Linked DNA regions of Homo sapiens: regions 2, 3 and 4 are each linked to region 1. Evidence: chromatin contacts called from ENCODE Hi-C or POLR2A ChIA-PET data. All regions are on one chromosome and are shown on one strand. The core of a region is the stretch at or near the end of the contact, and the rest is flanking DNA. Distances in the headings are between cores, read along the strand shown. Region 1 has its middle 57 kb from the start of LINC01991. Region 2 overlaps LPP (LIM domain containing preferred translocation partner in lipoma). Region 3 overlaps LPP (LIM domain containing preferred translocation partner in lipoma). Region 4 overlaps LPP (LIM domain containing preferred translocation partner in lipoma).

The links. Hi-C counts contacts between places; a loop is a spot of excess contacts on that map. ChIA-PET counts read pairs that join two places held with the same protein, here RNA polymerase II (POLR2A). Pooled maps may share reads with other maps.
Region 2: a pooled map shows a loop between it and region 1 (11-fold over the local background). The contact joins two enhancer-like sites. A Hi-C loop is called at or near these places in 9 of 50 pooled maps. POLR2A ChIA-PET finds 5 or more read pairs at or near these places in 4 of 52 experiments (CD8-positive, alpha-beta T cell, OCI-LY7, activated CD4-positive, alpha-beta T cell and 1 more).
Region 3: a loop to region 1 is called in a pooled map, with 8 times the contacts of the local background. The contact joins two enhancer-like sites. A Hi-C loop is called at or near these places in 9 of 50 pooled maps. POLR2A ChIA-PET finds 5 or more read pairs at or near these places in 2 of 52 experiments (OCI-LY7 and Panc1).
Region 4: a loop to region 1 is called in a pooled map, with 4 times the contacts of the local background. The contact joins two enhancer-like sites. A Hi-C loop is called at or near these places in 6 of 37 single-sample maps with no recorded cell type and 8 of 50 pooled maps.

What each region holds. Positions count from the first base shown.
Region 1 is chr3:187,917,826-187,921,168 of GRCh38, forward strand. No RefSeq gene overlaps it. Among named protein-coding and RNA genes, the nearest start is that of LINC01991, 57 kb to the right of the region's middle. RefSeq lists an enhancer at 1,433-1,612. Within about 2 kb of position 1,691, at least 7 of the 41 ENCODE cell types and tissues checked have a DNase peak (open chromatin) inside an H3K27ac peak, as active enhancers do.
Region 2 is chr3:188,787,122-188,790,464 of GRCh38, forward strand. The region is part of intron 9 of LPP (LIM domain containing preferred translocation partner in lipoma); the gene reads left to right. Among named protein-coding and RNA genes, the nearest start is that of MIR28, 100 kb to the left of the region's middle. Within about 2 kb of position 1,655, at least 2 of the 41 ENCODE cell types and tissues checked have a DNase peak (open chromatin) inside an H3K27ac peak, as active enhancers do.
Region 3 is chr3:188,681,601-188,684,943 of GRCh38, forward strand. All of the region lies in intron 7 of LPP (LIM domain containing preferred translocation partner in lipoma), which reads left to right. Among named protein-coding and RNA genes, the nearest start is that of MIR28, 5.5 kb to the right of the region's middle. Within about 2 kb of position 1,616, at least 9 of the 41 ENCODE cell types and tissues checked have a DNase peak (open chromatin) inside an H3K27ac peak, as active enhancers do.
Region 4 is chr3:188,437,575-188,440,917 of GRCh38, forward strand. All of the region lies in intron 4 of LPP (LIM domain containing preferred translocation partner in lipoma), which reads left to right. Among named protein-coding and RNA genes, the nearest start is that of LPP-AS1, 130 kb to the right of the region's middle. Within about 2 kb of position 1,682, at least 9 of the 41 ENCODE cell types and tissues checked have a DNase peak (open chromatin) inside an H3K27ac peak, as active enhancers do.

The DNA.
Region 1 (3,343 bases), core at 441-2,940:
GAGGGCTGTGAAATGCAATGCATGTTCCTTTCTTGTCTAAGCTGCTGGGAAGCTCAAAATCACATCATATGCTTGATTAAAATTATTCTTATTCTGTGTTTTTTTCTTCGAGCTGTCCTTTCATGACAAGGTCTTAATCTTTCATCTGTGTTTTAATGATCCTGTAATTTCTGTGACTAACAGTATATGTTACTTCAAATCCTTTTTTAAAGTAAGTGGCATGCAAATAAATCAATAATGCGGACAACTATGTTTTATAAAAACTTTGCAGATAAGAAAATCGGAAAGATTAAACCTTATTCTATGATGAAGTCTGAAATTTCATTTCTAACACAAATTAATCATTAATATTTAAAAGCTTATACATAGTAATAGCTATGAACCTTTGCATATCCCTTACCATTTATAAGGCAAACGCTTTCACATATGTGATCTCATTTTGTAATTAGCATTCACACTTTACAGATGAGGAAAGTGAGGCTTAGTGAGATTAAGTTAGTAAACTCAGATCTTCTGACCCTAGGCCAAGTCTCGAGTTGTTCTCCCCACCCCGCCCCCAACATCACTTTGCCTCTCATTGTCTTCTCATTTAAATCAGCATTCTTCTCACTACCTCTAGACAAACGCTTTGTTTTTTTAATGTGTCCATCAGAATTAAGCAAAAAAGCCATTTCAAGTGTTTATTTCTCTTACTGGGAGGGTATGCAAAAAGTTTGGAAACCACTGATTTAAGGTCTAAAGGGTCAAGCTTGAAGCTTGGAGTGGTCACTTCTAGAAGATCTGAACTCCCTGTCATCCTGGGGTTCCCTGTGTCAGTTTAATGGGGCAGGGGGAGACATCCAGTCTCTAACATACTTTTCTTTTCTAAATAAATGTAATGCCTAAGTGACACACAGATACCTGTAATACCTGTTGACACCAAATCAACAGATTGCTGGGAGAGTCAAGGAGAAGAAAGTTTCGTTACTCCCTAGGGCTTGTTGGTGAGAAAACACATGTGAGTCTTTAAATTGAAAGTGTCAGAGACGTGTTGTTCCACCAAGGGAGGAGTGGGGGGCAGTTGGCCAGCTTACTTTAACACGACTCTGAAGATAAGTGCTTGGTAAGCACTGTATTTGTATTTTTGCTTTTTGCCACTTCAGGCAACCTACCTACTGCCAATTACAAGTTGAAAAGCTTTGGAGATAGTTTGTATAGAAGGTCCTCTGCCTACAGAAACTTCTGGGAGGCTGAGTACCCTAAAAGAGATGTGCATCCGATGAGGTTGTGTCTGATTCTCCTCCAGGTTTGGACAGACCCAATTCTAGTTTCCCATTAGGGCCCAGATCCTGCCCACAGTCTGGGGGCTAGAGAGGCTAATCTCAAAGGGCTAGAAATGAGTCAGTTTCCACGCTCAACATCAGGCGTGTGGCTTCCTGAAGCACAGACGAGGAAGCGTTGAATTTCAAAGAGCAAATTTTTTTTTTCTTTGCATACCATATCCGGAACTGAAACCACCAATTCATTTCACTTAAGATTTTGCACTATACTCAGATCATCAATAACATCCCAGAGATAAGATACCAAGATTTTCTCAATGCAGACATTCTGTCTTCCTCTCTTTCTGTCTTTTGGTGATGACTGTTATTGAATTCTTCTTCTTTTTCTTCTTCTTTTTGAGTCCTAACAACACAAAATTCGGAAGCCTTTGTTTTTTTCATAGGTGTCTGTGAGTACTAGAAGTCAAATGTCCAAAAATCTGCTGAGACTTTCACCTTGCTCATAACTTTCTGCTTTCCCTTGCTAGTCAGGTGTGTGTAAGATCACAGATCCAGCATTCCACTCAAGGGGGTAACTAGATTTGCTGAGGGCTCGCTGAGGTAACCAGTCACCTCACTAAACAGTGAAAGTGGTTGAAAGATGGAGTCTGTGGCAGATTCATGCAAACTACCCTCACAATGAGAAAAGCAATGGAAAATACTCACATCCTCCTGATGCTGCTGTAACATCAATATGTTAGGAGGAAGGAAGATTCCTACATATCACAGTGCAATTTATAAACCACTTTCACATTCGTTCTGTCTTGATTCTTACCGGAACTTTTGAGATCAGCCACACAAGCATTATTCTTCCCATTTTAGAGATGGGGGCACACAACACTAACAAAAGTAGAAAGATGGACCTAAGCAGTGACAGTGACAGAGCCAGAGGCCTCCGATTAGACCCCAGCTTTATTGATTCTAAGTCCAGTATTCTTGTAACTGCTGTCTAACCTTATGTATAATATAATATTACATCATAATCCATGACCTAATGTTACACAGTCATTTGTTGACATTTTAAAATTTCAAGTTCTTGCAGGTCAGAGTTAATGGTTGTTGGTCATTACTTTGGTATAACCCTTGCAGGCCTCTGCTTAGTTTATTCAAAAAGTGGGGGAATGGCATTAAATTCTGTGTTGCTTTCAGTTCTAACATTTTGTGAGTCTATGTGTCATCCTTGGAATTGCCCAAAAGTGTTACCACAGTGTTCACCACGGAGCATCAGTTCCCAGGATGACAGTAGTTTTAGGTAAAAATTGACACCACCATCAAATAAGTTTTTAAAAAGAAGGATTGGCCAGGTGCGGTGGGTCATGCCTGTAATCCCAGCACTTTGGGAGGCAGAGGCAGGTGGATCACGAGGTCAAGAAATCGAGAGCATCCTGGCCAACATGGTGAAACCCCCGTCTCTACTAAAAATACAAAAAAATTAGCTGGGTGTGGTGGGGCACACCTATAGTCCCAGCTACTCGGGAGGCTGAGGCATGAGAATTGCTTGAACCTGGGAAGCGGAGGTTGCAGTTAGCCAAGATCATGCCACTGCACTCCAGCCTGGTGACAGAGCGAGACTCCGTCTCAAAAAAAAAAAAAAAAAAAAAAGCAGGATTATTCCAAATGAAACAGGTTGCTTTGCTACAGCCCTTCTCAGAGCCTTTGAATGTAAATCTACAGGGAGGAAATATGGATACACAACATTCCTCTTTACTTGGCCCTAGAACACGGATCTTATGAGATTAGTACTCCATGGAGTTCATTTTAATAAACAGTGGACATTCTCTAATGATCCCATTGGTCTCTCAAAGCAGCAGCACACATTTCAAGAGAAATTTTGCACCATTCCAGCACCACAAACCCCACGCCACACCGTGCCAATGCCGCACACACCAAGTCATGCGGTGTAGTCCTCCAACCCAGGGCCACCTGAAGTTGAGCAATTCCAGCTGCACAATCTGGATCACATCACTTCAGCCACAGAAGCTTTTGTGTTTAAAAAAAATCCCCACAATCTGTCTGAAAGCAAGGACTTCCACATGTTGCCTGAA
Region 2 (3,343 bases), core at 405-2,904, 870 kb after region 1:
AGTGGAGAAATCTGAATAAGATTGATAGACTGTATCAATCTCATATTCTGGCTGTAATATTGTACCATAGTTTTACAAGGTATTATTGTTGGGGGAAACTGGATAAAGGGTACTTAGATCTCTACGTTATTTCTTTCAACTTCATATGAATCTACAATTATAAGAAAATTTAAAGTTTAATTTATAGAAAAGGCAATTTTAGATTTGAAATAAAATTCCTACATTAACTGAAAAATTAATTAAATATAAATTTAAAATCAAAATTAAAAACCCTTTGACAACTTTAGATCTCTCTCTCTTACACACACACGCACACACACACATACATCTAAGCTTTATTGTCTTTGCTCTACTAACAGTTCAGCTCCCTGTAATTCAGTTTCTATCCCCACCTCTCCACTTACACCACACTTCTGAACATCACCAGTGACCTCTTTGATGTTTAATACACTTAAGACTCTTCAGTCCTTATCATTCTTGAGCTCTTGCAGCATTTAAAGATGTTGACTCTATCTTTGTTTCATTTGACTTCTATAGCACCGTACACTCTGGGTTTTCTTCCTATCGCTGTACACAACTTTCTACCGTTTTTAATAGATTTCCTCTCTTCATTCCTTAAATTCTCCATTTTTCTTGAGTTCTGCCCTAATCTCCCTTCTTGTCTCAATCTGTACTCCTGAGTTATTTCATCTGCTTCCGTGAGTACAAATATCATCTGTGTGCTGAGAACTCTCTGGCCAAAATCTGCAGCTGGATCTCTCTGTAAGCTCCAGATATGTATCTATCATTTTAGCCTGCAGTCTTCATAGATTGGCCCATAGGCCCACAAATGCAACAGTTTCAGACAGAACCCAAGGTGTTCCCTTTTAAACCTGCTCCTCTCTGTGTTCCTTTTCCATGAATGGCATTACCTTGTTGCTCCAACCAAAGGCACAGGAGCTGGCCTGTATCCTTCCTCTTCCTTCAGTATCCCCTCTTATCCACTTATTAACCAATTTCTGACATAATACTTTGGCTTCCTTTATATCTTCTTTCATTTATGAGACAAGTTCCTTCAGTGTTTTCTAGTGACTTTTCATTACTTGGAAGAGACAGTTCATACTCCTCACACTACCATGTAAAGAGCTCATAGCCACATGCACACACATGCACATCCACTTGTGCACACATACCTAAACACACACCCAAAACAGAGAGATTGTCTCATGCCTGTGGCTGGGTAAACACTTGTCCTTGATGGAATGTGTAGCTTTCCCATCTCCATCCCAATCACCTAGCCAAAAACTCTCCTCCTTCAGGCCTCCATTTAGACATCACTTTTCCCTCAAGTATGTGTGATTCTTGTGCCTTATCCTCCCCATCATCCTGTAATAGCATCCTCTGCTTTTCCTCATCATAGCATTTAGAAGACTGTATTTAAATTACCTATTTGACACATACCTCAGTAGCTATACATTTTCCCTAAGGGGAGGGTTGATGTCTTGTTTCTCATTGCATCCTGCAGTAAGCACCGAGTAAGTGTTTCTTGACTCTGGGGCTGTACTGAGTTGAAGAAGGATGACATCACTGACTACAGAACCCTTTGTATAAGCATCAAAGGGGTAGCAGTGGGGTAAATGATCACATCCTGGCTAAATGGTTCCGATTCCTACAACCCTGCAGCACGCCCCCCCGGCTCTAAACCTTTTAGTCATTTCCTGTGAATCTTGCCAGCACTCATTTCATTTTTTGTTTTTTCCATTTTCTTCATCTTTCCCACATAGTATAGACCAGAATGAATCAAGGTCTAACTTATGCTGACTGTCCGTGTTGCATCATCAGTCTTTGGGGCCCCTTCTCAGTTTCTGTGGCTGCTCTTGTGCCTGCTGACTCCATCCCTGTAGACCTTGCTGTTCCTCCCAGTCTGTGGCCACTAACCTCAGTTATTTTTACTGAATGTGTTACCTCATCCATAGTGAGTCTTTTGTTGTTGTTGGGTTTTTTTTTTAGCAACAATGTATTTTTTAATTAAGGTATGTACATTGTTATTTTAGACATAATGCTATTGCACACTTAATAGACTACCATATAGTGTAAACATAACCTTTACTGCACTGGGAAACCAAAAAAATAAGTGTGACACACTTTATTCAATAGTCACTTTATTGCAATGTTCTGGAACCCTTTTTGTTGTTGTTGTTGTTGAACGGTTATTATAACATGTCTGATTTAGAGGAAAGTACACTGAACTGAAAATCAGGAAAGCTGGGCCCAGGGGGCTGGCCTTGAGCAGCTGACTAAGCCTGTACATTTAATTCAAAAAGAGCTACTCAGGTTATTCCCTTAATCGGTCTTATACTTTATGACAGTAAGCACTTACCTCGTTCTGTCACATGGTGTGGCCAGATTATGCATGTACTATGATTCAAAACATTCACGTAAATAAATCTTCCTAACATACAAGAATTATGTGTCTGTGGTGCTTTCCAGCTTTTGATGTGCTTGCAAACCCATTTTCTCATTTAATCCTCACAAAGTTGGAAACCAGCTCACTTACTTATTCATGTTTACAGGAATAATCAACATTGATGCCAATAATTTTGATTATATATTTTAAAAATCTCATGAAATTGGTTTTAAAAGAATCATTTATTAGACAAAAAGAGTGAACCTATCAACAGGCAATTCACAGAAGAGAAAATAAAAATAACAAATGAACCAATGAAATGATGTTCAAATTATTTAAAGAAATACAGTTTAAAATATTATTTTTTCATTCTCAGACCAGCCGGCATTTATAAGTTCAATGCTTGGTATTGGCAAAAGTATGGGAAGCATGTACTCACATGGGCTTGTGATAGGAGTACAAATTAATACAACCTTTTCGAAACAAAATTTAGCACTATCTTTCAAAATTTTAGGTGTGCACTATTTTTGACCCTGCAACTCGATTTCAGACAGTAGGCGTATTTGCATAAAGGCACAGTGGTATTCTGTTTCAGAATACACATTGCAACATTTTTATGATAGAATAAAAGGACTAGTAAAATAAAGTACAGCAACTGCATGCAATAATAACATGGAGGCTATCAGAAAAATAAGACAAATCTATATATGCTAATTAAAGACACCTTAAAAACTATTTTAGGAAAAAACAAGGTACAAAATAGGACATAAAGGATCTGATTTGTGTTTGAAGAAAAATTTCAAACATGAGTGTTTATATGTGAATGTGTGTGTGGTGTGTGCGTGTGTGTGTGTGTACATGCTTATACAGGCATGTATAAGCAATCTGATACATGCCTGTATAAGTATTACCCAATCTTTTAGTGATTATCTCTGGAAAAGAGTTTTACTTTTCATT
Region 3 (3,343 bases), core at 366-2,865, 760 kb after region 1:
ACACCATGATGCACTTCTCAAAGTATGCTCTTAACTAATACTTATGGGAGGAAAAAAGGAAGGAGAAGGAAAAGGAGGGAGGAAGGAAATCGTGTAATTGCAGAAAGTTTATGTCTGGGACCCTTGTGTAATAATGTTAAATAATACTTTGACTTTTACGCCATTTTTCTATATACAAAATTCTTTCACATCTATTTTCACCACTATCCTGATATTGTTTGCATGATGTGTAGTATGTATGTTTTTAATGTGTGTGCATATTGTTTGTCTCTCACACATACAGCAGCCCCAACACTGACAAATCCAAATTCTATGAGTACAGGGAGTTTGTTGTGTTCACTGCTGTATCCCCAGCACCTTGAACAGCACCTTTCAAGGAGGAAGAACCTAATTCATGTTTGTTAGAAGAATGAATGACAATATTGTCTTATTTGATCTTCACCATAATCCCGTGAAGTGAATACCGTATTCATACTGTATCCTCGTTTTTTTGCAGATGGCAAAACTGAGGCCTTGAGACCTGCTCAGGTTTGCATAGCTAGTTTTTGGCCATGGCAAGATTTGAATTCAGGTTTTTCTATTTCCTTATTCTCTCCTTTTTGTCTTCTGGGAATTTGCTATATTAATAGCAAAGCAAGAAATGTCACACAAAGAAAAATTGTTTCCAATTTTAAATTCATGATGCATATGCAAGAAATTACTGACTTTTCAATCCAATGGTAACACAGATTGTGTGATTTTTAGGAGGAAGAGCCTTTCTTTTCCATCTCTTGCGTTTATTAGCATATGTGTCAGTGCACACACATCTACACCGTGCAGCTCTCACCTTGTACTTTTCCAGTCTGAATTCGTTTTGTAGGCTGTCCCTGCCCTGACTATCCCAGGTGCCTATCAGGGCTGTGTCTTGGTCAGGCTAAGGCCAAGCAACAGGCACCAGCATTTGTTATGGTTACCTTGGCAAGTGAATGGGGTTTGAGGGAAGCTGGAGAGCAGGCATTTCAGGAGTAGAACTAGGCCAGTCTGTTTTTGTAAAAAGTTGATATTCACCCTAATTGTAGCTCATGTTGGCAAGCGGAGTAAACACCCATGCAAATTACTAAGTTGTACTGAATGTCCAAGGATGTCAATAATCATCTTGAAATCCAAATAAATATATTTTTTACTGAAACGGAAGCCAGGCACCACATGCAGTTTCTCTCTGTCACTGGAGACAGATTTGGCACATATGCATGAGACAGAGAAGGGCAACTCTTCAGGCCCTAATGCACACAGGAAACTAGGGATGTGTATATCATACTTGGCAGCAAAATAGAGGTGGGGCAGCCATCACTTTCTGTTCTCAAGCACCTCTCTTTTTTCCTATATTTTAAAACAGGATGACCACAAAGAAGAATAAGGTATACAGTAGCATAGGATCCTAAATTAAAGCATGAGGGAAAGCTAGCATTAGTTTTTCATCTAAAGTCCATTTGGGTAGGAATGAGTCAGTGCAAAACTGTACAAAGGTGATCTTAAGTCACATGTTATGTTACCGACTCTGTGGCAATGGCTGTGAGTAGTCCAGGAACTCTCCAAGGCCTATTTTTAAATTCACTTAGACCAAGCATAATGAGGTAAAGGGATGTCTATACACATTCTCAAGTTTAGTTCTCTGACCGTGAGTCAGACTGTGGGCCATGGACCTGGGCGTCTCAGTGGTAGCAGGACTCATTTTTTCCCCTTTTCTTTCTCATAAATGACTTAGGAGACACATTGGAGAACCCTATGTGCTCCTTTTACTGGAATTATCTTTTAAGGAAGTACTGATTTCACCTCCTGTACATGGTTTGCTGAGATGGCCTATTGGGGTTTCCCACCAGTCCACAACTGGAAGTTTCTATTTGCACATTTTGACTGCTAGTTCTATATTTAGTCAAAAGCCTGCCTTTTGCCTGGTTTCTTAGGGAAATAGTCTGTAGGAGTTGCTGTGTCCATTTGCCTTGTTCACTTGGGTATTTATTTGACTGTATACCCTGATTATTTCCTAAATTAACAAAAAGGCACAGGGCCCCAAATGAAGGAAGACCCCTTGTAATTTGTTAAAAAATAAGTTTATGAAAATGTGTCGTCAGGAAATCAGAGTTGTGTTGCGGGGTGGGGAGCATGATATACATTTGTGTTTGTATGTTTCTAATTGTCTACAGATTTATGGCCTACTGTAACAAAGCCATTGTAAGTGTACAGTGGGAGGGTCAAGAAACCTTATTCTATGGATTCAAACACATTATGCATACAATTTACACGTAGGCACAAAAATATCCCTTCAAAGACCCTCCAATAAGCTATGGTATAGTTGAGGAAACACTAGACTTGAAGTCGGGAAACCGGAGTGTTGTCATTTTAATCTCAGGCTATATCTTTACATGAACAAGAGAACTTTGTGTTATTTTTCATATTCGAACTCTTTGTGCTGAAGATTCTGCAGTCAAACTGCAAGACACATACGCATTGGCTGATCAGAAATGACATAACCATTCTTACTGCACTGAGTTGATATTCAGTCAATAAACAGTCTAATCTCGGTTAAATGTTTGCATATTTTTAGACTTTTAAAAATTTGAAATCAGCCTCTCAAGTTCCATTAGACAGTTTTATCACGGACACATCAAGTTCCATGTACAACAGGCTGAGAACCATTAAGCTACAAAATTTCTAAAATTTTCTCCAGGTTCTCAGTTGCTAAATTCTCTCTTGAACATTTTTGGGGATAAAAAACTGGCAGAGAAAAAGAAGAAAGTACACCTTTTTACATTATGAAACACCTATGTTCACCTTATCCATGGAGTTATGCCAGTGACCTAATGCCTATTAAGTTCTTCCATGTTCCAAAGGTCTTTCTGTACTTGAAAACTCATAGGTGAGTCAGGTCCTTCACTGATAGCTTATAGCTAAAAACCACTTGGGAGAGGGGCTGTCCAGGTCTTATGTCAAAACTTTGTCCCATACGCTGTTAGTGTTAGAAATGGAGCCGTCAGCAAATAGAATCTGTTGTTTCATTTAATTACTTTTCAATATGCCATTACCAGAAATTTTTATGTAAATACATATTTTATTCCCTGAGGCTTGTCAATCTGAGACCAAAATTATACAACACTGAAAAAAAAAAAAACAAAATTTTCTTTTTACTAGTTCTCTCCCTGTGTTACTGTGTCATCTCTCATGCATGGTATAGGATGATGATGGTGCTCAAACTTAGCCAAAGACTCTTTTGTTGGTATTCAATTGGCAGAATTAATGAAACAAATATTTTAAGATCCCTGAATATGTGCTAAAAGCATATAACTACACTACTGGCTAGTCAGTA
Region 4 (3,343 bases), core at 432-2,931, 520 kb after region 1:
TATATGTTTATAGTTTTCATAATATGTAACTAAAGATAGACATAATTTTGCATTTTTTTCACTTAATACTACAGAATAAGAATTCCCCACCATCATATTTAGCAATGGCATTATAGTTCTTGAAGTAAGCATCCCAGAATTTATTGAACTATTGCCATATTACTGGTCGTTTGTGTTATTTCACTGCTTTAAGTGTTTTTATGTTAGAGAACATAATGAAGGTCTTCATGGGTATAGCTTTTTGAGAAGCTAGACATGTTGAAGAAATTGGGAGCATGCTATTACTAGCTTCTATGAATTGGTATTTACTATGTATCCCTTTAATTAAATTCCATTCTGCAGTAAGTGTGATAGCTTTGCCGAAGCACTTGGGGGCCAAAAGGACATTTGTAACTGGTTAAGTTGGAAGATATTTATTTGTATAAGGTGGGTAGGGACAGGATGGACAGGCTATTTTTCTTGGCCACACTCACTGAATTTAAATAGGCAATGGAGATAAATCAGTTGTGGCCCAACTAGACTGCCTGGATATAATATCCTTTTGGACTGGATCATGTCGTTTCATTGCAGTCAGGATGGCTAAGCATGGTGATGGATCATAACTGACCAAACAGACAGGTTGGTTAGAATGTATGACCAGTCATAGCTGTGTAACTGAGGAACTGATTATATTCCTGTGACTAATGAAAAAGCCCAATCTTAGAGTAGCTGTGGTAATTATAATGAGAATACTAGTAAAACATTTTAAGGTGTTGTGTTCCAGACACTATTCCATGCATTACACACACACACACACACACACACACACACACACACACACACACACAGTCTCATTTAATCCTCATAATATTATGAGGTAGTGCTATTATTAATATCCATTTTCTGGATGAGGAAACTGAGGCCCCAACCAGTGAAATAACTTGCTTTGAGTCCCATATTAAGTAGTACTACCCAGGCAACCTGGCCCCAGAGCTTACTTACACGTGTAGTAACTACACTGTTCTTCCCATTTATGAGGTGATTAAACTATGGAGGCAGGCATGGCATACCTGCAGAACAGGACTAGAATCTCATAGGTTTTTGAACTTATTAGGCAGACCTAAGGTTTTTTACACTTCCTGAGGCTATAGAACAGAACTAATCTCTTAGCCTTAATGTCACTATAACGTAAAAACCACGTGAAGAGAATTACGATGGTGAGCAGAGGATAGGACACTTATTATAGTTGTTACCTCATTTATTTAATTCTTTGTTTCTTAGAGAATAAGATTCTGGTACATAGCAGGTTCCCATTAAATACCTATTGATTTAAAGTTTAAAACAAGGAATAATGGCTAAATGAATCATTGAATGCATATGTCTATTTCTTGGAGGTCTAATCATGTTTTCAAAACTTTGGCTCAACTGTAGTTAGTGCAGAGTATGTATGGTCATTCTGCTAGAGCAAAATCTTAGTATAGGATTAAAGAACTCTGCAAATTGTTAAAACATGCAGGTACACTAGTTTCAAAATGTATTAGTTTGATTTATTATTGTCATTTTCTGATAAAGAAAGGGGAGTAGTCTCCCCTAAAGTTTGGTGATTAAGTCACCAGCCACCTTTTCTATTTTGGTTGTTGTGGTAATTGGTGTTTCCTGGAAATTTTCCCTCTGTTCTATTAATAATGTTAAAGGGGGTTACAGCCGTGACTCACTCCAGGAAGTCAACCATCATTCGCTTCCTCAATCTCACCAACCAGTCCCCATGTACAAAATCAGCGACTTCTGCAAATGAGTTACTTTACAGCTCTCAAGAGAGTTCTAGAAAATACAGCTTTTGTATTTCGCTGTGTGCTTCCTGCCTTGGCAGAGAGTAAAACAAACCTTCATGTTTTGCTCCTTGGTAGTCTCGAGATAATTGACCAGTTAGGTAACTAGTGTAGTCTCACTCAAGAGAAATCCCACTTGCTGTCTAACAAAAGTCCCTTGGCACTCAGATTTGCAAAGTTAAACCTGGGGACAGTTCATGAAGTCCAGTGGAGTCTATACTTCTTTTATACCTGGCTTTATGTTTCTGTATTCATTATTTTGCTCAATGTTTAATTAAGTAATGAATATTTTAACTTGTTCAACATATAACTCCGTATGTCTTAGCACTGCTGTGTAGTAGATACCATCATAGGCACTGAGGATGCAGTACAGACATGGTAGCTGCCCTTGGGAACCTTCTATCCTAGTTATTGTTCACTATATTACCAAGTTAACCACAGGGAAAACAAGTTCAGAGAATACATAGGCTGTGGGCCTGTCCTAAAGGAATCAATCTGTAACCGACATGTCTAAAGTTGTGCAGGATAGGATTATTCCACTTAATTCTGTAATTTGTTTTGTCTGGAATTTATCTCATCTATGCCCCCACCCTCACTCATACACATAAACATGGAGATGGAACTTAACTGTGCATTCTCGTGGTACTTAAATTTTTGTACCTTGGATTATCAAAATTTTTGTTCATGTCCTAGCTTCTCTGCAAGTTCTTTGGTTAAAACCAGTGTGTGACACATCTCTGGATCAGAAATGTCTTCCTTTCTACCTTTCACCTTCCCCAACCTTCCTGGTCTCCTAGCACAGTGCCAGATGAATGACAGCTGTTTAGTATGTTTGGTAAATGCTAACTGTGTGTGATCTTAGAAAAGTTAGTGAACTTTGCTGATTTTCAGTGTCCTCTTTCGTAAAAAAGAGAATAATAACCATTTCTACTTCCTAGGTTGTTGTCAAGGTTAAGTATTATATTTAAAGTTTTTTTTTAGTAGTGACTAGCACTTAGTAAGCACTTACTGAATGTTATCATTAATAAATGATCTTACAAAGCAGTAGCATTTCCTTCTAGGATTTTTTTGTAGTCCTTCATGATTGATAGAGAAGAGACATGCAGTCTAGGATTTCACATCAGCTTTTTAAATATAGGAAACCAGATGTAAATATGCTGCTTCGGTTATTTACATCTGACATTCTTGCATGCTTGCTGACAAAACATTAAGTAAAAATTATGCTACTCTTTCCCTTAGATGTCAATTCATGGTCACATTAAAGTCACAAGATTTTTCCTGAAACTTACTGCTGGTACCAATTTTACCATAGGTTATCTTAATTAGTATCATCACACAGTGGTGCAGTTTGACCTTTGGGGTTTGATTCCAGTCCTTTGTTTATTCTGACTGTGAATGGAGGAGTCAGGCAGAATGACCTTTACATATCTTTACCTCCTTCTCCCATCTTCTGCTGGCATAGAAAACTTTGCATAAAGAAAGGCAACAGAGCAACTGCAAAATTGCTGGGATTAAAAAGAAAATTGTATGATAAT